3 separate regions of the Homo sapiens genome follow, and regions 1 and 3 are each linked to region 2. A link is a loop called in an ENCODE intact Hi-C map of the cell type or tissue named here. Cell type or tissue: ascending aorta. All regions are shown on one strand. Each heading gives the region's core, and the rest is flanking DNA. Links, peaks and the distances in the headings are about the cores only.

Region 1 (7,895 bases), core at 2,636-6,635, 580 kb before region 2:
GTTAAGATTCCTATTTTTTTTTTTTTTTGAGACGGAGTCTCACTCTGTCCCAGGCTGGAATGCAATGGCACGATCTCAACTCACTGTAACCTCCGCCTCCTGGGTTCAAGTGATTCTCCCGCCTCAGCCTCTTGAGTACCTGGGATTACAGGCATCCACCACCAAGCCTGACTAATTTTTGTATTTTTAGTAGAGACAGGGTTTCATCATGCTGGCCAGGCTGGCCTCGAACTCCTGATCTCAGGTGATCCACCTGCCTCGGCCTCCCAAAGTGCTGGGATTACAGACGTGAGCCACCATGCCCAGCCTTGCCTCCCACTCTATTCAAAGTCATCCCTTTGCTCACTGAGATAGATGCATATCTGGTTGCCTCCTTAGGAAAGGCTTATCAGAAACTCAAAAGAAGGCAACCATTTGTCTCTCACCTACTTGTGACCTGGAAGCTCCCTCCCTGCTTCAAGCTGTCCCCGCCGTTCTGGACTGAACCAATGTACTTCTAGCATATATTGATTGATGTCTCATGTCTCCTTAAAATGTATAAAACCAAGCTGTGCCCAACCACCTTGGGCACATGTCAATCAGGACTTCTGGAGGCTGTGTCACAGGCACACATTCTCAACACTAGCAAAATAAACTTTCTAAGTTAACCGAGACCTGTCTCAAATTTTCGAGGTTCACGTGTTCATCTTGTTCTGAGACTGAAATGTGTACGGTGTGGGTTGAAACAGTGAGCAAGTAGAACCAAAATGTTTGGCTTAGAAGAAAAGTAGATACAGGTATATAAAAATGAGAAGGTTGAGTAGAATCCTAGTCTTACTTCCTTTTTTTTTTTGAGACGGAGTTTCGCTTTTGTTGCCCAGAATGGAGTGCAATGGCACTGCGACCTCCGCCTCCTGGGTTCAAGCGATTCTCCTGCCTCAGCCTCCCTAGTAGTGGGGATTACAGGCATGCACCACCATGCCCAGCTAATTTTTGTATTTTTAGTAGAGATGAGGTTTCACTGTTGTCCAGGCTGGTCTCAAACTCCTGACCTCAGGCGATCCACCTGCCTCAGCCTCCCAAAGTGCCGGGATTGTGAGCGACCGCACCTAGCTTGTTTTTTGTTTTTGTTTTTGTTTTTTTGAGACGGAGTCTCGCTCCGTGTCGCCCAGGCTACAGTGCAACGGAGCGATCTCCACTCACTGCAAGCTCCGCCTCCCGGGTTCACGCCATTCTCCTGCCTCAGCCTCCCGAGTAGCTGGGACTACAGGCATCCGCCACCACGCCCAGCTAATTTTTTGCGTTTTTAGTAGAGACGGGATTTCACCATGTTAGCCAGGATGGTCTCGATCTCCTGACCTCATGATCCGCCCGCCTCGGCCTCCCAAAGTGCTGGGATTACAGGTGTGAGCCACCACGCTCGGCTTTTTTTTTTTTTTTTTTTTAAAGAGACAGAGTAGTGCAGTGAAGTGATCATGGCTCACTGTAGCCTCGACCTCCCAGGCTCACAGGTTCGTACCATCTTAGCCTCAGGAGCAGCTACGATTACAGGCCCATCCTAGCATGCCCAGCTTCATTGGCTACTTTTGAAGGATATTAGCGAAACAATTCATTATGTGAAACCTAGTAAATAATGGAGAAGAATTAAGCATTTATCCTCCCTTTTCTGTAAGAGATACCTCAAGATAACCAAATAGTGGAGGCATGAAAAATTATCTTTATAAAAATATTCTATTTAATAAAAGAAGTTATAGAATTCAAATATCAATATATTCAATGCTTGCTGAAATGACTGTAGGCACTGACAATCAAGGGCTGCGAACAAAGACTACTAATCATTTCTGCCTACTTACCTAAGAAGTTTGCTTGACAAAAGTAAAGCTGAATCTGATCATACCTTTAGATCTAACCACCAGTTTTCAGTAAATTCTGTGAAACTATGCCACAGAGTAAAATTGAGACTGTGCATAACTCCACATGACAAACTACCAGGTTTCATCCATAAATAAATTACAAGAGAAAACTAAATATGGAGGGGAAACTATCAATTAAAATGAGTCACACTGTATAGATAGCATGTGGATCGATTGAAATTGTTAAGAAAAAAAATGAGAATTCTGACAATTTTAACACTGGCTGGATATTTGAAAGTATTAAGGAATTATTCATTTTCTGTGATAGTGGTACTCATGTTTACCTTTTGTTTAAGTCTTTAAGATATACATATTGAACTATTTAACGGTTAAAGGATATCTAGGACTGCGGGGATATGATGAAGCAAGATTGACTGTTGAAACTGGTTGAGAAAAGGGGTTTATACTATTCTCTCTACATATGTGTATATGTTAAGAGGTAAACATGGAAGGAAAGAAAGGAAGGGCAGTCAATCTAACTCTAAGTTTCAAGCAATAAGTAAATATTTTGTTATCTTTCAAAGCATTTCAGTATTTACTTTTCTTATTCAATTCAAAGACTATAAGAACTAAAAACTAAAAATCATGTAAATAAACAGTTTTTATGGCAAAATCAGTAACACAAAACTGAACACCAAACAAAACCTTCTCAGTATATCAGATAACATCAAAAGAATTAAGGGGAAAAATGACCAGCTTGTACGAAGTATATTTTAGAAGGAAAACTATCTCACAATTCGGGGACTGGCTAGAGTTTAGACTCACATCACTCAGCGACTCTCCGAAACTTTAAAACCTAAAGACACCACAAGTAGAAAACTAACAAATCATACCAGCTGTCCATACCATTGTAAACCACATCGAAACTCTGAAAAGCAGTTTTGACTGCCCAAATCATCCACTTCCTGAAAAGACAACTTTACTATTCTAGTTTTCTCCACTGTCAAAATCAAAGGAGTATATTAAAATTTTAACGTAGGCCAGGCGCGGTGGCTCACGCCTGTAATCCCAGCACTTTTGGAGGCCTAGGCGGACGGATCACGAGGTCAAGAGACTGAGACCATCCTGGCCAACATGGTGAAACCCCGTCTCTACTAAAAATACAAAAATTAGCTGGGCGTGGTGGCGCGCGCCTGTAGTCCCAGCTACTCGGGAGGCTGAGGTAGGAGAATTGCTTGAACCTGGGAGGCGGAGATTGCAGTGACTGGAGATCGCGCCACTGTACTCCAGCCTGGCGACAGAGCGAGACTCCGTCTCAAAAAAAAAAGGTATCATCGCGGGCCTTTGTCCATTCAAGGCTCCAAAGTTTACAAACTCACTTTCATACAATTCACACCCTCTGCCTGAAATGCCCTCCTCTCTCTGGTGCCTGTTGAACTCCTACTCATCCACTCCAAGCTTGTTTTCACTAGGCGCCTCTACTCATAGACACAGTCGACCTATCAGCATTCTATTTCCTATCCCCATTAAGATCTCAGTCAATTTTTCACACAAAAAATCTTTCTTTAACTTACCAGTAATGCATACAGCTATCAGCTATGTCTTTGGTCTTTGGAGATATGACAATTGCTTTTTGTCTTTCTAAACATAAATTATGCTCAAACCAACAACAGTTTCAGGCGAACCAAAATACGTTTTTCAAGGTGGGTATGCATAAAGTGAATGCAAATTACCTCCCAACTATCTTGAGCCATTACAAGAGCAAAGATAAAAGTCATCCTAACAGGGAAAGGCCCTCTGACATCTCCCAAAAAACGAAAATAAAAGATTAAGAAAAAAGAAAAGAGAGGGAGGGCAAAGGTGACCAACAGCCCCATCGCTGATAAAGTTCCACGATTATCTCTCGAGCGTCCGTCGGCAGATATGGCTTTTCTCTTTTGGCAGAAGCCGTCGTTTTTAAATACGAGAGCCGACAGATGCGTCCGTACACAAACCTTGCAGCCACCAGCGCTGCGGACCGCGGAACCGGTCTCACAAGCAGGATGCTGACCAGCGTCCAGCCAGGGTCGTCCTCCTCCGCCCCCACCCCTGCAGCCCACAAGCCGGCCAGGAACGAGCGGCCCGGGAAAAGCCTAGTCCCCGGGGTCCTATCCCGATGAAAGATCTGCGGCGCCCTCGCTCCCCGGCTCGGCCCAGGCCGAAGGCCCCGCGGGGACCCCTCCAAGACGCCCTCGGCGCCGCAGCGGCCTCCCCGCCCCCGAGGCTGCCCGGGCCGCCGCAGGCCCCGCGGCCCCCGCCCGCCGCAACCGCGGCCCAGTTCCCCGCGCCCCCGCCGCCGCCTCAGCCCGAACCGGGCCCCCGCCGCCCCCGCTAGCTAGCCTCACCTCAGAAGCGAATCGTGGGCAGCGCGCGGGATTCCGGGGTCCCAGTGCGGCCACCGCCCGTCGGCTCCGGCTCCGGCTCCGCCCCCGTCCCCTGGCCCGCAGCAGCGGCCCGCCAGGCCTCTCCGCCCCTCAGCCCCTCCGCTCGCCCCCACCGCCCGACCTGGGTGCGGCCTGCGGCGCTGCAGCCCAACAACGCGCCGTCCCATAGGCCAAGCCGCGCAGCACTGCCGAGCAACGTACCCTGCGATTGGCGGGACCCATGAGGGGCGGGTCCCCTGCGGGCAGGGCGATTGGACTCGCCAGGCCCGCCTCGGGGCGACCCCGCCGGGGCCTGCGGAGGCCCAGGGTCCCGCGCGGAGTACACCCCGGCCGGCAGCTTCGGGCGCCAGGTCATGGCTTCACGGTGGCCAGGTAGACTGCGGCGAGCCCCTGCCGGGTCCGCTGGACACGGTTTCATTGTGATTGACCTCCGCCGGAGGGGCTGTCGGAGCCCAGGGACCCTGCCCTCCCGCCGCCGCCCAGCGCACTCCCCCAGCAGACGGGCCCTGCCCCGCGTAGCCCCGCCTTGTGCAGTCCCCAGGCCGAGTTTTGGGGCCCGGGTGGGGTCAAGGCAGCAGGGCCTGTGGGCCCCGATAAGGCTCCACAGAGGACAACTGCCTGGCCCCCGGGCCCGGCCTGCGGGTGCTGAGGAGACCAGCGAGCACCAGCCACCTCCGCACGACCAGGGAGTGAGCCTGCGGGGCTTTGGCAGGACCAGCCTCAGACCAGCACCTTCCCGCACACTGTCCCTCCTGCTGGCGCATCTGACACCCAAAAAAACAAGCAGCGAGACAAATGGGCACGGCTGCTTGTCCTCTTGACACCCATAGAAAGCTTAGGTCCAGAGCTGGGCAGTGGCAGAAGAGTGTGGAATCCAGACCTCCCTGCTCAGCAGGAGCCTCTGTGACATTGCCCCAACAAGGGTCAGGGATACTGTCTGGATGGAAGCCAGCGACCCCTGTTCTAACCATTTCTGTTGGACGTTGGCTTTTCCAAGACGATTTTTCTGACAAGATCACAATTCTGTCTCATTCACTTCTGCTTCCCATAGTTAATCACTAGGGAAACGCAAATCAAAACCACTGTGGGATACCACTTAACATTCATTAGGATGGCAGTTGAAGAAGCAGGGAGTTGGGCGCAGTGGCTTCAGCCTAAAATCCCAGCACTTAGGGAGGCAGAAACAGGAGGATAGCCTGAGCCCAGGAGTTGGCAGACTTGACTGGACAACATAAGGAGACCCTGTTCTCTACAAAAACGAGAAGAAAACAAAAAGTTTCAAGGGGGGAGAAGGAGGAAGAAGAGGAAAAAAAGAAAATAAGTGTTGGCAAAGATGCGGAGAAATTGGAACCCTTTGTGCATCGCTGACGGGAATGTAAAATGGTGTGGCTGCTGTGGAAAACCGTAGAGTGGTTCCTCAAAAAATTAAACATAATTACCACATAATCCAGCAATTCCACTTCTGGATATATACCCCAAAGAAATGAAAACAGCTATTTGTACCATGTTCATAGCAGCATTATGCAGAGAAGGAAATTCTATTTATTGGGGTTTTGTGCCTTTTTTTTTTTTTTTTTTTTTTTTTTGGAGTCAGGGTCTCTGTCGCCCAGGCTGCAGTGCAGTGTTGCAACCATGGCTCACTGCAGCCTTGACCTCCTAGGCTCAAGGGATCCTCCTGCCTCAGCCTCCCAAGTAGCTGGGACTACCAGCACGTGCCAACATGCCTGGCTAATTTTTGTTATTTTTTGTAGAGACGGGATCTCACTATGTTGCCAGGGCTGGTCTCAAACTCCTAGGCTCAAGCAATCTTCCCAAATCCAAACTCAGCCTCCCAAAGTGCTGGGATTACAGGCATAAACCCATAAACCACGATGCCTGGCCAAAAGAAAGGAAATTCTGACGCATGCTACAACATGGATGAACACTGAAGACATGCTATGTGAAATAACCCAATCACAAAAAGATAAATGTATGATTCCACTTGTATGAGGTGTCTAGAGTAGTCAAATTCAGAGAGACAGGAGGTAGAATGGTGGTTGCAAAGGGCTGGAGGAATGGGGATTTAGTGTTTAATGGGTACAGAGTTTAAGCTTGGGGTGATGAAAAAGTTCTGGAGATGGATGGTGGTGATGACTGAACAATAATATGAATATTCGCAAAGCCACAGAACTGTACACTTTAAAATAATTAAAATGATAAACTTTATAATATGAAAATTTTATCATAATAAAACAATTTTAAAGCTATTAAAATATTCCTTCCTTTTCCAACTACAAAAAAGTAAAAAGGTCCAGGCGTGGTGGCTCTTGCCTGTAATCCTAGCAATTTGGGAGGCCAAGGCGGGAGGATTGCCTGAGCTCAGGAGTTAAGAGATCAACATGGACAACATGGCAGAACACTGTCTCTACTAAAAATACAAGAAATTAGCTGGGTCTGGTGGCAGGCACCTGTAATTCCAGCTACTCAGGAGGCTGAGGCACAAGAATTGCTTGAACCCAGGAGATGGAGGTTGCAATGAGCCAAGATGGCGCCACTGCACTCCAGCCTGGGTGACAGAGACTCTGCCTCCAAAAAAAAAAAAACAAAAAAACAAATACGGTCTTAGGTGAGAGTTTTAAAATACATTGAGTTAGAATTAGATATATACAACAATAATATCAAGTAATGAGGGAGACCAATGAAAGTCACCTGAGGTCCTTATGTTGTCCAGGAGGAGGATAAAAGTATTTATTAGTTAACTCTAGACTTCAGTAAGAATAGAGAGTGTTTAACTTTCTAACTAGGAGAAGGGGGGAAATGAAATGATTTGTTTTAAGTTGCTCAATCTCAAAGAAGGGGAAAAGGAGAGAAAAGGGAGGAAGAAAACACAAACACAAGTGAGACAATATGTAGCATAAAATAAGATGGTAGATTTAATTACATTAAATACACAATGGACAAAATGCTCCAGTTAAAAGACAAGGTGTGTTTTATATGCTATTAACAAAAAAAAAAATGAAATTAAAAATACACAATTTACAATAGACTAAAAGAAACATAAAATATTTACAAATCAAACTTAAGATAAGCAAGACCACAATGGACAAAAATATAAAATCCTATTGGTAAACCTTAAAGAAGACCCAAATGGAAAGAGAGGTAAACCATGTTCATGAATCAGAAAACTCAATATTGTAAAGACGTCAATTTTCCCAAAACTGATTGATAGCTATAATAAATTCCCAAACTATCAAGTGCATCATTGTTGTTGGAATTGACAAGCTGATTTTAAAACTTATATGGGAGAAAAACCTTACATGAAAATACAAAGAGCCAGAATAGTCAAGACACTCTCAAAGAAGAAAAATAAGGTGGAAAAGACTTACTTTATCAGATCTCAATACATAATTGATAATAATGAAGACAGCTTGATATTGGCACAAGAACAGACAGACTAATGGAACAGAGGAAAGAATCCAACAACAGATCTACATATGTCATATGTGGACATATGACAGAGGTGGCATTGCAGATGGGCGCAGAAAGTTAGATTACAAACAATGATAGGACAGGTGTGTAACCCTATGGAGAGAAAAAAATGAAAGTGAATCCTTACCTCACACCATATGCAAAAAACCAAATCTAGGTGAATTAAAGGCCT
Region 2 (7,895 bases), core at 2,203-6,202:
GCTTTTGGACATTTTGGGCCATAGGAAATTCATTTAACTTATAGTTGTCTGAGTTGTCTGGGGGTCTTCTGCATGCTGGGAAAACCTTTTAAAGTGAGAAAAAAAATCTACCCCACCAATTGTTCACAAATAGAATTATCTGATTTTAAATTTAAAAATAACGCTGACATTATGTTTGGTTATATAAACATTTAATTACATCTCCATGCATTTTGATTGTGCCGTCTTCTTTTCGTATTCTGGAGACAGTGTTTTCCTGAGTGTCAAACTTTTTGGAAGGCCCCCAAGAGGCCTGGCCTGGGGCCCGTGGCTGGCCAGCCGGGCAGCCAAAGCTCCACCCAGGTTCTCAGCGAGACTCTGCTACTGACCGGCTGAGACTGGGCAGGCCCTGTCTCTCCTAAGCCCTGTCTCTCTGTGGGCAGGGCCGAGGGGTTGGAGGCTCTTGCTGATTTGGAGCTGATGTTCACATTCCTGGCACTTCCTGGGCACCCCTTAGTGCCCAGCCCACTGCTGTGCAGGGCTTTGCATGCATCCTTCATGACACACCCCAACCACCCAAGAGGCAAGTACTGTCACCCCCGATTTTACAGCCCAGGAAACAGGCCCAGGGAAGCTGACAGGACTAGAATCCAGGGTGGCTTCAAGGAGAGGCACCATAGGGACTCCCCCTGGTGCCGGGACACAACCAGGCCTCTTGGTGCAGGGGAGCCAAGGCCTCGGGGGACTGGGTGCGTGCTGAGCTGGTCACAGCTCTCCAGCCCTGACCCGGGCCACCCCACTGACCTAGAACCTGCCACCCCTCAGGGCTGTGGAGATGGGGACTGTGCTGCAGGATTCTGACGGAGTGGAGGCAGGGCAGCCTCCCGCCCTGAATGCTGGTGCAGGGGACCTGGGGGCTGCTGGCAGCCCACCCAGTGACAGGAGGCCCAAGGTGGGAGGGGCAGGGTGTCAGTGGCCAAGTTTGGGGATCAGGGCCTGGTCAGCCTGGAAGTGTGGGAAAGAGGCTCTGCAGCTGCCGGGGCCTCACCAACCTTCCCTCCCTGGGTGTGTGAGGGGTGCTCCCTGAGGCTCTGCCGAGACTCAGATACCCCGAGAAGTCATGTGTGTGTGGTGGCCATGAGGAGTTTGTGGATCCTGAGTCCAGTGAAAGGAAGTTGGGGCCCAGTGGGCGCAGGAAGGCCAGGAAGCTGTCTTCTGGAGGTCTCTTTGGGGCTGGCCTTAGATACTCTCACAGATCCTGCGGGTGGGGAGTCAGCCCAGTAGCCTTTCCCAAGCCAAACCAGGAATCCTTTATTCCTATTCCGTCCTCCATATGTCCCAAGAGGCAGCACTGCCAGCCCCGTTCACAGCCAGGGAAGCTGAGGCTGTGGCAGATGGGGCAAGATAACTCAGGAAATCCAGGCAGCGGAAGACAAGCCTGCCGTGGCCTTCCACCCAAAACCGGGGAAGCCCTTCTGCATGCAGGCCCTGTCCCTTCCCTGGGAGCCCCTGCCTGGGGTGGGCTGGGGAGGGCCGTCGTGAGGGAAAGGAGACAGAGGGCGAACAACCCAAGGAGAATGTAAGGCTGGGTGGGGCTCAGAGGATGGGGCAGGAATGAGATGCACCCTGGGGGTCCCAGAGTGGCATAGAGAGGTCCTCCCAGAGTAGGGTGGGGGGACTGGGCTCCCCAGGGAAGGAGGCTGGAGATGTCTGCCCCCTCCCTCCTAGCTTTCATTGGTGCCCATTGGACAGGTCCTGGCTCTGGGGAAGGGCAGGGCAGGGCTGGGCAGGAGCTTGTGCCCATGGAAAGCTCCCTGGAGATGCCACACCCTGCGGGGGACCTGCCCTACAGAAGGGGACATGGCCCATGCCCTGCAGGGCTTGGGTCCAACTGGCTGACCTGAGCCACGTCCTCCCCACTCCTCAACCACCCCTGAGACTCCATGGGCACTGGTGCCTGCCGGCACTGACCCAAGATGCCTCTGCCCATCTTGGGAAGGACAAGTTGAGACCCGTGGGTGTAGAGACCCTGCCAACTGCAGGTGGGACCAGTGCCCCTATCCCCCAGGGGCTCCAGACCTCTCCTGGCAGGGCTCCAGGCCCACCTGCAGCCATCTGGGCCAGGCCAACATCACCTCCAGGCCTCTCCTGGCTGCTCCCTCCCCTTCCCTCTCCTCCTGCCATTGCTGGCCGATGCCTCCAGTACCTCCCTCCCTAGCTGCAGCTCAGCCCTCAGTCATCCATCGCCTCCTGCAGCTTCTCCTCCCAACCCCAACTCCTTCCTGCTCCCCCAGGCAGTGGTGCCCACACTACCAGGCAAGGTTTGAGCCCAGGGACACCAGGGAAGTGCTTGGTCCTCAGTGTGGTGGGGAGGTGAGGGTGAGTCCTTAAATGGCCTAAATTGAGGCTAAAAATCTCTTAGACTGGGGTAGCATGCAGGTGCCTCCCCATAGACACACCTGCGCACCTGTGCTGCCCACTGCCACACAGAACAAATCTCTTGGCCCATGGCAGGAAGGGGGCGTGCACTATGCCCAGCAGGTGCACTTGTACTAGGCCAGGTGTCCGCTTTAGCTGTCGGCAGCAACTCACCCAGTGGCCAAAGCAGGGATGGGGCAACTTTGCAAAATGCTCATCCCCAAGTGGAGAGCTGGGTCCCCAGAGCCCAAACACACCCTGCTCCTCCCCAGACTTGGGCACCTTTCTTTACCATGCACAGCTCTGAGCAGCCATGCAGACAAACCTGGAGGGCCTCAGTGCTGAGTTCTTGTGAGGGGCTCTGCCTTGGGCCCTGGCGTCACTGTGGGGCGGGAACAGGAAGGGCCCCTGCTAACATCAAGGGGGTTGTCTCAATGTCCATGCAGGGCTGTCTCATAGCAGTGTCCGAGTTCCCCACTGGGTCCTGCAGGGCTCTGTGGGAACACACATTATTCTGAAGCCCACACCACAGGCTTACACCCAGCAGGACCAGCCAGGCCAGGAGGCTCTGGCCTCTGCATTCCTATAGCCCTGAGCCGTGTGTGGCAGCACTAATCTCCATTCTGCTGAGATTTCTGGGAGACCCCAGCAAATCCCTGAGCGTCTAGTCCCATGTCCTGATCTGCAAGCCGGGCATGCAAAACACAGGGAGATGCACACGAAGCTTTCACAGGAGTCCTGGTGCTGAGGTTTTGCATTTTTTGTTCAGTTTCATTGCCAGCAGCAGCCCCTGTGTCCCACTGAGTACTTCTGGAGGGGTCCAGCCACCTTATGCCTCCACACTCTCCAGCCTGCGGGGCCTGGCCCTTGGCACATCCAGGCCACCAACCTCAAAAATCAAATCAGTGAGATGGGTCGGGCGAGGTGGCTCACACCTGTAATCCCAGAACTTTGGGAGGCCGAGGCGGGCGGATCACGAGGTCAGGAGATCCAGACCATCCATGGTGAAACCCCATCTCTACTAAAAATACAAAAATTAGCTGGGCGTGGTGGCACGCGCCTGTAGTCCCAGCTACTTGGGAGGCTGAGGCAGGGGAATCGCTTGAACCCGGGAGGCGGAGGTTGCAGTGAACTGACATCACGCCACTGCATTCCAGCCTGGGCAACAGAGCCGTCTCAAAAAAAAAAAAAAAAAAAATCTGCGAGAGGGTGGGGGGTGCCGAGGCCAGTCTGGGCCAGCCTTAGGGTCAGGGGTCACTAGGGAGACCCGCCAGCTGGGATTTGATGAAGGGTTCACTCCCGTCCCCACTTAGGGCGTCCTCGGCCAGAGGTGGCCAGCGCCTGCCTCTAGGAACGTCCCTGCCCCTCAGGCCAGACACAGAGCATGCAGCCCCCCACTCCGGGGAGCCTCTCGACTCTGGCCGCACGTCTGTGTCCCTTCCCCAGACCTGGGCCCTCCCTCAGCTCCGGCGTCCACTGGGCGATCTGAGGAGCCCGCCCGCTCTGGGCCTGTTTCCCCACTGACACCCTCAGAGACGCCTGGCTCTTAGGATCAGAGCGTCTGCGTCCCTCTCCGAGGTCCCGGCCCTTCCCGGGGCCACTCTGCGCCCGGCGGGGAGGGGAGTCGTTCACGGCCCCACGCAAGACCCCCGGGCAGAGCGCGAGGCCTCGTCCCCCCACGCAGCCACTGCTTTCGTCGCGCTCAGACCCGGCGGCCCGGCCCGGCCCGGCGCACGCCCCGGAGCGCCCTGCTTCGCTCTCGTAGCGGAGACGCTCCTGCGTCCTAACGGGCCCCCAGGACGGCGGGCGGTCCCCGCGCGCTGCGCTTCCTCTCGGCAACGCGTCCGGCTGCGGCGCCCTCATTGGCCGCGCGCCCCGCCACCGGCCATTGGCTCGCAGTGCCTGTTTTACATAGGCCGCTCTGGCCAATCGGCGCGCGGCGCCTACTTAACATGCACGGCGGCCGCCAGTCAGCTAGCGCGGGGGCCGGGCCACCACGTGCTGTTGCTAAGCTCGGGCTTCTAAATTGTTACTAGCGCGGCCGGCCTATCCCAGCCCAGCTCTGCATCTGTCAACATTCTCGGCCCGGCCCGAGGCGCTCGACCCGTCCCCATTGGCCCCAGCCCGGCCCGGCGCCCGCCCCCGGGGCGCGAACGCCGCCTCCCATTGGCTCTGCGGGCCGCCGCTCTCCCTTATGTGTCAATTTGAGGGCCTGAGGCGGAGGGTGGCGGCCGAGCGCCGGAGTCCGCGGAGTCTGGAAGTGCGGCGGCCGGGCGCGCGGGGTGGGCGGCGAGCGGAGCCGGCCGGAGCGGGCCGGGCAGCGGCCGCCGCCGTCCCGGGGCGGACGGGCGCGGGCGGGAGGATGGAGCTGAACTCCCTGCTGATCCTGCTGGAGGCGGCCGAGTACCTGGAGCGCAGGGATCGAGGTAGCGCTCGCACCCCATTGTGCGCCCGCGGCGGTGGGCGGGCGGCGGGGCCGTGCCGGGCGGGGGCCGCTGACCGCGCCGTGTGTCCGCAGAGGCCGAGCACGGCTACGCCTCGGTGCTGCCCTTCGACGGCGACTTCGCCAGGGAGAAAACAAAGGCGGCCGGCCTGGTGCGCAAGGCCCCGAACAACAGGTACCGCCCCCCGCTCCCGACCCCGCCCGGCCCGGTCCGAACCCCCGCCCCCGCCCGGAGCGTGCTCTCCGGGCCCCGATTCCCGGCCCGCGGCCCTCAGCGCCGCCGCCGCGCGCCCCGGCGGCCAGCCTGGAGGAGGAGGCGCGCAGGCCGCGGCCGCAGCCCCGCCCGGCCGGCCCCGCCCTCGCCGTCGCCATCTTCCCGCGGCCGCGCCTCCCGGGCCGCTCGCGTAAACAGTGCCACGCGTACAGCGCCCGCCGCCGGGGTCCGCTCCCGCGCCCGCTCCCCGCCCCCGAGTTGTTCTGGACTTTTCCAGGCGGTAGAAAAGTTGTCAGCGGGCGCTGGCCGGTGCCCCGTGGGTCTGGGGAAACAGGCTCAGCCAGGGTCTGCGGGGGCTGCCGGCCCTAACCCCTTCTCTCCGCGGGTGGGTGGGCGGCCTCCTTTCGACTGGCTCTGCCAGCCGAACTCTGCTGCTCGGCCACCTTCCCCCGCCCCCAGGAGCCTAGACAGAGAAGCGAGTGGAGGCGCTGTCCTGGGCCCTCACTCCTCCCAGGGTGCCCACCGCTTCTGCCCAGCCTCCTGACACAGCGAAACTCCAGCCACCAGTATGGGGGTCCTCTTTTTTAAGACAGAGGCCTTTTAAGGGGGCGGGAGGAGGGGGCAGGCTGCAGGGCAGGGGCCCCATGAAGTCGTTACTACGGGTGCCAGCTGCGCCCTCCATACCTTGACCTCGTGTTCAGGCAGCAGAAGCCCTGAAGCTGGGGTGCGTACAGGTCCCCCGCGTGGGGAGTGGGGACCCTGGGCCGGGGCTCCCCGGGGATTTCCACCCTCCTGGCTGCTGTGAGGACCATAGCACACCTGGTCCTGTCTGGGCCCACCTTGGCCCAGCCCTTTTGTGTGAGCAGGCTGGGAGCTGCGTTTGTAGGGGGCTTCAGAGCCCCAGGGCATGGCTCATTCCTGTGGTCCACCTGTTCTAGGGAATCCGAAAGGCTGGTGTAGGGACCCATTTCTGTGGCATCCTGAGCCAGGCGAGGAATTGGTTGAGTCTCCAGCTGCCCTGGCTGGGACCCGTCCCTGAGTCCCAGCCCCTGGTCCCCTACTGGGGACAGTTTGGGGAAGGACAGGAGTGTGACGAGGGAACCATTGCCTCAGGCCTCCTCAGTGAGCAAGCCCGGCCCCCGCTGCCGCTTCTCTCCAAACCAAGTCCCTGACCCGTGGAGAACTCTGGGGCGTGAGCTGGGGCTCCCCCAGCATGGAGAATCCAAAGCTGACAACCAGCGTCCTGGCCAAGGCTGCCCGAACACTGCCTCTATGCTGAGCGTTTCACACATGCAGCCAGTTCATCTTCACCCCAGGCTCAGAGAGGTGATGTGATTTTTATCTCTATGGCCAAGGAAACTGAGGCAAGGAGAGGTTTGGTTACTTGCCTGCCACTCACCCATCTCTGATGACGCCTGTTCCTGAGATGGGGTCCCAGCTGTCCACATTCTGCTGGGACAGAGACCATGGGGGCACTGGTGAGGGAGACAGAGGGCTCCCCAACTCTGGTGCATCTCCCCTGGCTCCTCTGGGCCGAGCCCCGCTCCCCCGGGGCCTGAGGCAGCCCAGGGCTGGCGGCTTGGCCCCTTCCTCGGGTGGGCAGCACTGCCCTGGAGGTTTCCTCAGCCAGCCCAGACAAGTAGCTGGGCGGAGCAGGGGGCCAGAGGATCTCTGAGCCCCTGACTTGTCCCCACCTGTGAGGCTTCCATGCTCTGCCAAGGTGAGGGAGGGGACATGGCACAGTGAGGCTGGGGCAAGGGTAGGGAGTGGGGCCGGAGGACAGTGTCAGGGTTGAGGGAGGCGGCAGAGCACTGGGGCCAGCCTGCAGGGGGGTCCATTCTGTGGGAAGTGTGCTTGTCTCCTGGGGTCACGGGAATGCTGGGAACGCACTTGGCCTGGCCTCAGCGGGGACAGGTCCCACCTCTCCTGAGGGATAGAGTGCTCCTGGGACCCATGTTGCAAACATCCCCCTCGATGGACCCCAAGGGTCTCTGGGCCCAGGAGGAGCTGCAAGAGGGGCCCTGGCTGCTGGAGGAGGGCCCCCTGCCTCCAGGGTGGGGTCCAGCCCCGTGCCACCCTTCAAGGGGTAGGCAGGTAGGCTTTTATGTTGAAGGGCACCTGCTGACCCCGACCTCCCTCTTGACTACAGACCCACGTGGCCAGGCTGCAGTTTGGGCTGAGGACAGAGAGTACGGCTCATTCCTGCGGCCTGCCTATTCTGGGGAAGCAGAAACGCTGGCGTAGGGGCCTATCTCTGTGAGGCCAGTGAGGAGCATATGGCTGTGGCCTCTGCTGGCCCTGGTCGGCCCTGGCTGGCCCTGGCAGTGATTCGGAGGCTCCTTGTCCAGCCCATGTGACCAACAGGCCCTCCCGGACCCTGAGACCTGGGTCTGGAGGCTCTGCTGAGGCTACACAAGGAGGCCCAGGGCCTGTTGGTGCAGCGGGTGGGAGGGGCAGGCCCTTGGCCTGAGTGGTTGGGACAGGAGACGCCAGATCCCAAGTTCCTGAAGCAGGCAGTGGTCAGCAAGAAGCTTCAGGAAGGAGCCAGGTCCTGAGGGCAGGGAGAGGCCTCAGGGCTGGGTCTGGAGGTGCCCCGAGGCAGTCTGAGCTCTCTGCCCACCTGTGCAGCGGCATCCTGGGAGGCCCGGGAGCCCTGGCTGGCCTGTGGGGTCCTGCCTGGACACGGAAGGTGGCCTGGAGCTGGGAGCGAGGTCCCCCTGCCTCGTTATCCTCCAGGCAGATGCTGTGGCACACCCTGTGGTGCTGGGAATTGTGTGCCCGCGTCTGAATGGGCAAGACAGGTGAGCAGCAGGTGGGGCCACTGTCCCCAGAGAAGCTGAG
Region 3 (7,895 bases), core at 2,530-6,529, 390 kb after region 2:
CCGCACCCAGCCAAAATCTGTCTTGAATTCTTTTTTTTTGAGATGGAGTCTCGCTGTCTCCCAGGCTGGAGTGCAGTGGCGCAGTCTTGGCTCACTGCAAGCTCCGCCTCCTGGGTTAACGCCATTCTCCTGCCTCAGCCTCCCGAGTAGCTGGGACTACAGGCGTCCACCACCATGCCCAGCTAATTTTTTGTATTTTTTTTTTTTAGTAGAAACGGGGTTTCATCATGTTAGCCAGGATGGTCTCGACCTCCTGACCTCGTGATCCAACCGCCTCGGCCTCCCAAAGTGCTGGGATTACAGGCGTGAGCCACTGCACCCGGCCAATCTGTCTGGATTTTTTAACTAGCAAACCAAATGTAATCAAATCAATCAATTCTTTAAAAAGCTATACTGCAGGCCAGGCACAAGGCCGAAGTGGGAGGATCACCTGAGCCCAGGAGTTCATGACCAGCCTGGGCAACATGGTGAAATCCTGTCTGTATAAAACACAAAAATTAGCCAGGCATGGTGGCACATGCCTGTTGTCCCAGCTACTCAGGAGGCTGAGGTAGGAGGATCGATTGAGCCCAGGTGATCAAGGCTGCAATGAGCCGTGATCATATGACTCCACTCTAACCTGGGTAACACAGCAAAACCCTGTCCCAAAAAAAAAAAAAAAAAAAGTAAAAAGCTATACTGCAACTTGGCCGGGCACAGTGGTTCACACTTGTAATCCCAGTACTTTGGGAGGCCAAGGCAGGAGGATCACTTGAGGCCAGGAGTTACAGAGACCAGCCCAAACACTGCAAGACTGACTCCATAAAAAATTTTAAAATTAGCCAAGCATGGTGGCATCTGCCTGTAGTCCTAACTACTTAGGAGAATGAGCTGGGAGGAAAGCTTGAGCCCAGGAGTGCCAGGTTACAGTGAGCTATGATTGAACCACTGCACTCCACACCAGGTAACAGGTGAGACCCTATCTCAAAAGAAAAGAGCAATATTGCAACCAATAGACAAATATAAAATGCTAGAGTCCCTGGGTTACCAACACAAGTCTTTTTCTCCCCCAAAGTACTCGCTGTAAATAACCATTCATTAAAAAGGAATTAGCAAATCATACAGTTTACAAATACAAGCCTAATCCTCTAAAGCCCCCATGTCATCTCCTCTTTCGTATTCTGTGTACTTTATATTTTTTTATCTTCACCAAGGATAGAGAAATTGACGAGGTAGATTTCTTGCTCCATCTTGGTGGTAGTACAGATCTGTTCTACTACTTGTTGGACTTATATACTTGCAATGTTTCAGAGTGACCTTAGCCAAGCCATTTCCTTTCTAGACTCAGCTTCTTCTCCCAGATGCTCCATTACTTACAAAACAGAGAGGCAAACAGGCCAGATATCGGCATTAAAATGGGCTGTTTGTTTACCCTAAGCCATATACCCATTTATTCGGCACTTACTGAGTGTATGCCATGAGAATGCACCAGCAGAGGCAATGCTGCCCAAGGCAATGACAGAGTCCTACCTCTAAGAGTTAACCCAACAGGGGAGAAAGGTCACAAGTGGCCATTAAAAAGCCATGAATTATGCTCAAAGAGGAAGGACAGGTGGCAGGTAGTCCACACCCAAGAACAGCCCACACAAAGGCCTGGAGTCAGGACATGGTACCACGTATTTGGAGAACAAGGTCACACTTACTACAATCAAGCAAAACAAGAGACTGAGGCTCAGAAGACTAAAATGCTTATCCAAAGTTGTATGCATTCTATGGCCATGAGCAGCCCACCAAAAAACAAAACAAAAACAAAAAGGCAAAACCAAACACGTAGATCAGAATATATGAGTAAAAAGCCTTATGGCTTCTGTTGCTGCTGATTAATTATTTACTTAGAAAGGTTATTTGCCCACTTGCCCAGCTAAAAAGGACAGGGCAGAGCCAGGAAGGCTGAGTGTGCCTGTAGTAACCACTACTCAGGAGGCTGAGGCGGGAGAATCACTTGAGCCCAAGAGTTTGGGACTGAAGTGCACCATGATTGCTCTCCTCTGAAATAGCCACTGCACTCAAGCCTGGGCCACATAGAGAGACCCTGTCTCTAAAAATAAATAAATAGCACAGGACAAAATACGTTTGGATTATGAACTTCAGCACCATCTTAGCACTTCTTTTAAGTTCTTGCTTGGTAAAGAGAATCCTGTAGCTTAGTAAGCCTAATTCCAGCTACTTTTGCATGTTTTACACTGAATCTTCAAACAAAAAAAGTTCACATTCTGCCATGTGAGTAAACTTTGTAAGATTTGATTACTTTTAGAAGGAGAAGATAATCTGAATAGGCAGAAGGCTGTACCCATGTAAGCCCCACAGGATTAGGAGGAGTGGGTTGTCTTCTACCTATTCAGATTATCTTCCTGACTCATTCTAGGACTCTGCTTAATGCTTCATTTGGGTCCGCACACTTCAGCAAGTACTGGTTTGAAAGCCCTGGATAAGCTGATTGCATAGAAACAAAGCAAGTCGCACCTGCAGCCTGCTGACCTTATAATTTTGTTGTGCATGGCTCCAAAAGTTATATTAGTTTATATGTTACATACGAATAGATACGATAAATTGTCCATCATTCTTTCAAATTCTCAGTTAATTACCTCATACTCTTAAAATAAAATCTTTACTGTTATAATCAGAGGCCAGACTCTGGTATTAATGCAGTCAGGAGAGGACAATTTTTGTACTGAGATCAGAGCTCTTCACAAAAGCTTACACAAACTCAAAATTGTGCAGTAAGTCCTCACTCTACCAACCATCAGCCCAAAACTGAAGGTTGCTGGGTTTGGGTGGCTGAGAAAATGGAAGGAAAGAAAAGGAAATGACTCAAAGTAATCGTGCTTAAAGCATGAGTCCTCTTCATCTCCATTTGGCAGTTTAGATTTGAACCACCATCAGTTGTGGGGAATGAGAGCACACATCAAGTACACAAGGAAAGGCTGTGCTCACAGAACTTGTTTGCTTTATGTTGTTGGCGTTCTGCTCTTTAAAATATTGTTGTTCTCATCACATTTAAATACGTAACTAGGGCACTTAAAACATTTTGGGAAAATTAAAAAGTTTAAGTCCCAAGTTCATAAATGGGATGGCTCCTAAGTTATTTTCCACGTTGATATTTGAAATACACAAAATAGAGTGAATATAACCCATGCGTGATGCTGGCGTTTAACTCATTTAAAAATCAAGGCTTGAAAGTCTGTGAAGCAGGTGGGTAGCACTGAAGAGCTGCTCCTGAGCCAGGCCTGAACTTTATCCAATTAGTCTTGTCTTCACAGGGTCTGCGCGCTCTCTCTCTCTCTCTCTCTCTCTCTCTCTCTCTCTCTCTCTCTCACACACACACACACACACACACACACAAAATACACGTTATCTACCTAAAAACGATTAACGTCACCACATCAGTTTTGATACTATGTTTCCACTTGAATGTCAAAGCCCATCGTGGGCACAGAAAGATTCGTGCTGCAATGGGTCCTATACAATACCCTCATCCATTTTATTTCTACCGAAACTTAAGACCAGCATTTTTTAAACGCCGAGATTTTAAACCACGGTTCCTGTGAGTGGAGCAAAACCAGCCATTAAGTCGCCAGGTCCCATCTCATGCACTGAGGCTTCAAGGACTATCAATCTGCATCCTGGGGCGAGGGGAACATCCCAGGCGGAGGCCCGGACGCCGAGGGCGCGCAGCCCCCCAGCAGGGTACCCACACCCGGCTCACCCCCGCCTCCACCTGCCAAGGGCCGGACCGCGGCCCGGCTTCCCGGGGGAGCGTCCGCGCTGACCAACGCCCGGGCGCCGCGAGTGTCAACGCCAGACACCGCCTGCAAACAAAAAGCGACCCTCGGCCCGACCCCTGGCCCCGGCGCCGGCCCCGGGACCCCAACCTGCCCCTCCCACCGCGGCCGCCCCGGACCGGGGGCGCCGCACAAAGGCCGGCCCGACCCGCTCGGCGCCGCGGGAACAAAGGCGGCCGCCTCGGCCGGGCCGGGCACAGGTGCAGCCGCAGGGCCCGGCCGGGCCCAACATGGCCGCGCCCGCCCGCCCGGCCCCGTTAGCCGCCGCCGCCCGCAGGCCGCCGCCCCTCCCCTGCCCGGACTCGTCCCGGCCTCCGCGGTCCGCCCGGTCCTCCCGCCGGCCCTCAGGCCTCCGCGGTCCTCGCGGTCCCCACGACCCTCTCAGGCCGCCCGGCCTCCCGGTCCCCCAGCCCCTGAGCCGGCCCCTCAGGCCTCCTCAGTGCCCCCACTCCTCCCGGCGCTCCCGCCCCCTCAGGCCTCCGCGGTCCTCCCCGCCGCCCCTCAGGCCTCCCACAGCCCGGCCTCCCGGCCCCAGCCCCGGCGGTTGGCGGCCCGCGACTGTTGGGCGGGCGCCCCAGTGACCTGCGGTGCGTCGCATCCTCGGCGGGCGGCTCTCCGGAGCGGCAGGCTGGGAGGGGGCCGGGGCCGTGCGGCGGTAGGGCCCAGGCGGGGAGGGGGCGGCGGCGGCGGCGGGCGCAGCGCGGCCAGGCCGAGGCTCTCGCGCGCGGCGCCGACCCCGCCCCCGCGCCTCCCGCCCGCCGCCGCCGCCGCAGCCGGGGCCGCCGCCGCCTCGCAGAAGCCGCGGGAAAAGTGCGCGCCGCTGATTGGCTGCCGCGCTCGCGGGGCCCGCGGACCGGGCTTTTCAAATCCGCGCCGGGGCCGCGCACGGGCGGGGCGGGCAGGCACGCGGCGGGTGGGGGCCGCGCGGGCGGGCGGGGCTGGCAGCGCCGGGAGGGCCGGGCCGCGGGCCCCGCGAGCCGCCTCAGAGTAGCGCCGGGCGCGCGCCCTGCTCCCGCTACTCGGCGGCGCGCACCCGGCCCAGACCCGGCGCCCGCGGGCGCCGCGCTCAGTGACGTCACGATCCGCGCCCAATCACCGTCCGGAGCCGGCGCCCCCGAGCCGTGGGCGCGCGGCCGCGGAGGCTGGCGTTGGGCGCGCGGCCCGCCCGCGCGGGTCCCCAAGCTCCTGTCCCGTGAGAGGGGCGCGGGGCCTGGGGCCCGCGGGAGGCTGCTAGCGGCGTCCGCCTCGCGGAGCGGCAGTGCGGGGACGGGTGGGGAAACCGCCGCAGAGGCCCCGCCGTGGCGGGCCCGGAGCCTCAGAACAGACGTGGCGGAGAGGGTCAGACGCCACGACGGGGCAGGGCAGGGCGTCGTGCTCTTCCCGCCTAACGGCCGCAGGGCGTGAACGAGTCCCCCGGGCGAGGGTCCGACCCGGAGCTGGGCGCGGCTGCGGGAGGACCGCTCGCGAGGGGAGGACGCCTGGTCCAGGGGCGCTACCCCAGCGCCGCTGCGGTAGAGCCGGGCTTCAGGGGGTGGCGCGGGCGACTGCGTGCGGCACAGGGAGGAGGAGGAAGCGGCGCGGGCGAGCGGGGAAGTCAGACGCTGCAAAAAGTGGGCGGGCCGGGCGGTTGAAGCCGGTGTGATTTGCTGCCCGCCGCCCATGGAAGTTCGGCTCCTGCCTCCAGGTGCTGCCGGAGCCGGCGGCCTTGGGTTTTCTGTCACGCAGGTTCAGGGAGCCGGGAACACCTTCGGCCTTGAGCCTTAGTGTCTGCTCGAGCTTTACAGGCCCAGCTTGAGCCCTCGCTGAGAAGCGGGCCCAGGGGAGCCTGGCGAGAGTTTGGTCAAGGAGAGCTTTGTGAAAGTGCGCTACCCGGGCTATAGAACGACACCTCAGCCCAGGTCCTGCCTCCCCGGACCCACCTCCAGCCACCAAGGAGTGGCCACAGTTCACCTCCTCTTCCTCTCCCGCGCCGCCTCCGCTGCTGTCCCTTCACAGGTGCTGGGCCCCTGTATGGGTTGAGTTGTGGCCCCCCCAAAAAAACAAGGGTTGCTGCAAGACTTACTATAAGGCTACAGTAATTGAGACATTGTGGTACTGGTGGAAAAATACACAAATAGATCCATGAACAGAATAGAGAACCCGGATATAGACCACATAATGGAGTCAGCTGAGCTTGACTCTAGGAAATGGAATGGAGAAAAGACAGTCTTTTCGACAAATGGTGCTGGAACAACTGGATGTCCACATGCAAAAAAAAATCAGGCTAGACACAGACTTTACACCCTTAACAAAAATTAATTCAAAATGGAGCCAAGGCCAGTGGCTCACACCTGTGAGAAGTGTGAGCCAGCACTGTGGGAGGCCAAAGTGAAAGGATTGCTTGAGCCCAGGAGTTGGAGACCAGACTGGGCAACATAGCAAGACCTCGTCTCTATCACCAAACAAATAAATGAATTTTTAAAATTACGGCCAGTGCCAGGCATGGTGGCTCACACCTTTAATACAAGCACTTTGGAAGGCCGAGACAGGTGGATCGCCTGAGGTCAGGAGTTCGAGACCAGCCTGGCTAACATGGTGAAACCCCGTCTCTACTAAAAAAAAATACAAAAATTAGCCAGGCATAGTGACGGGCATCTGTAATCGCAACTATTCAGGAGGCTGAGGCAGGAGAATCACTTGAACCCGGGAAGTGGAGGTTGCAGTGAGCCGAGATCATGCCACTGCACTCTAGCCTGGGTGACAGAGCAAGACTGTCTCAAAAAATAAAAAATAACAAAAAGTGAATAAGCCAGGCACAGTGGCTCACACCTGTAGTTCTAGTTATTTGGAAATCCGAGGCAGGTGGATCATTTAGTTCTGGGCTATGCCAGTCAGGTGTCTGCACTAAGTTTGCCATCAGTATGGTGACTTCCCAGGAGCTGGGAACCACCAGGTTGCCTGAGGAGGGGGGAGCCAGCCCAGGTCAGAAACAGAGCAGGTCAAAACTCCCATGCTGATCAGTAGTGGGACTGCACCTGTGAATAGCCACTGCGCTTCAGCCAGGACAACATAGCAAGACCTCGTCTTAAAAAGTGGACAAAAAGGCAGTGGCTTACACCTGTAATCCCAGCATTTTGGGAGGCCAAGGCAGGAGGATCCCTTAAGGCTAGGAGTTTGAAACCAGCCTGATCAACATTGAAATCCTATCTCTACAAAAAAATAAAAAAACAGCTGGGCATGGTGGTGCATGCCTGTAGTCTCAGCTACTCAGGAGGCTGAGACAGAAGGATCTCCTGAGCCCAAGAGTTACATGAGGCTACAGCAAGCTGTGATTGCACCACTGCATTCCAATCTGGGCAACAGAATGTGACCCTGTCTATAGTAAAGTGGACAAAAGACCTCCACAGACGCCTCCCCAAAGTAGATACCCAGATGGCAAGGATGCACGTGAAAAGAAGATCCTCATTATCAGGGCGTAATCTCAACTACTCAGCAGGCTGAGGGGGGACGACTGCTTGAGCCCAGGAGTTTGAATACAGCAAGACCCCATCTCTCAAAATAAAAATAACAAGAGGTAGAGAGACCTGGGCTAGCAGTTAGTATGCTCAGCCCCCTTGTCATGGGACGCCTGGGAAGCTTCAGAGAGTCCACACCAGCAAGAAGGCTCTCATCAGACACACCTCTTGGACCTTGAACTTCCCAATCTCCATAACTGTAAGAAATAAATTCCGGCCAGGCACAGTGACTCACGCCTGTAATCCCAGCACTTTGGGAAGCTGAGATGGGGGATCCCTTGAGCTCAGGAGTTTGAGACCACCCTGGGCAACATGACAAAACTCCATCTCTATAAAAAAAAAAAAAAAAAAAAACTACAAAATCAGCTGGGTGTGGTGGTACATGCCTGTAGTCCCAGCTATTCAGGAGGCTGGGTGGGAGGATCACCTGAGCTCGGGAGGTTGAGGCTGAGTGAGCCATGACTGTGCCACTGCCACTGCACTCCAGCCTGGGCAACAGAGTGAGACCCTGTCTCAAAAATAAGTAAATAAATTCATTTTCTTTATGAATCACCCAGTTTCAGGTAGTCTGCTATAAGCA

The links. Hi-C counts contacts between places; a loop is a spot of excess contacts. Peaks named below come from ENCODE experiments on the same cell type or tissue, not always from the same donor. Only the 100,000 strongest peaks of a DNase experiment are listed, where the experiment ranks them.
Region 1: a loop joins it to region 2, with 2.5 times the contacts of the local background. A loop is called at or near these places in 2 of 110 quality-filtered maps.
Region 3: a loop joins it to region 2, with 2.4 times the contacts of the local background. A loop is called at or near these places in 3 of 110 quality-filtered maps.

The regions. Positions count from the first base shown.
Region 1 is chr4:2,840,346-2,848,240 of GRCh38, reverse strand. It overlaps ADD1 (adducin 1), which reads right to left and starts at 4,397. Exons shown (of 16, transcript NM_001354761.2): 1 at 4,217-4,397. It overlaps SH3BP2 (SH3 domain binding protein 2), which reads right to left. Exons shown (of 13, transcript NM_001122681.2): 13 at 7,145-7,895. RefSeq lists silencers at 3,936-4,085, 4,206-4,395, 4,456-4,835, 4,936-4,985 and an enhancer at 5,114-5,625. In ascending aorta, for the core only: no CTCF peak of the experiment used is centred there; DNase peaks (open chromatin) are centred at 3,924, 4,440 and 4,876; H3K4me3 peaks cover 2,940 bases; H3K27ac peaks cover 2,378 bases.
Region 2 is chr4:2,258,845-2,266,739 of GRCh38, reverse strand. It overlaps MXD4 (MAX dimerization protein 4), which reads left to right and starts at 4,631. Exons shown (of 6, transcript NM_006454.3): 1 at 4,631-4,823; 2 at 4,916-5,015. The coding sequence starts at 4,760. RefSeq lists enhancers at 2,959-3,618, 3,619-4,280, 5,512-6,104 and silencers at 3,912-4,751, 4,802-4,861, 4,952-5,341, 5,352-5,411. In ascending aorta, for the core only: no CTCF peak of the experiment used is centred there; DNase peaks (open chromatin) are centred at 3,829, 4,399, 4,929, 5,269 and 2 weaker places; H3K4me3 peaks cover 2,835 bases; H3K27ac peaks cover 2,333 bases.
Region 3 is chr4:1,868,051-1,875,945 of GRCh38, reverse strand. It overlaps NSD2 (nuclear receptor binding SET domain protein 2), which reads right to left and starts at 4,553. Exons shown (of 22, transcript NM_001042424.3): 1 at 4,404-4,553. It also overlaps the pseudogene RN7SL671P. RefSeq lists silencers at 4,120-4,819, 4,870-5,099, 5,130-5,389 and an enhancer at 5,123-5,624. In ascending aorta, for the core only: no CTCF peak of the experiment used is centred there; DNase peaks (open chromatin) are centred at 4,348, 4,795 and 5,415; H3K4me3 peaks cover 3,298 bases; H3K27ac peaks cover 3,248 bases.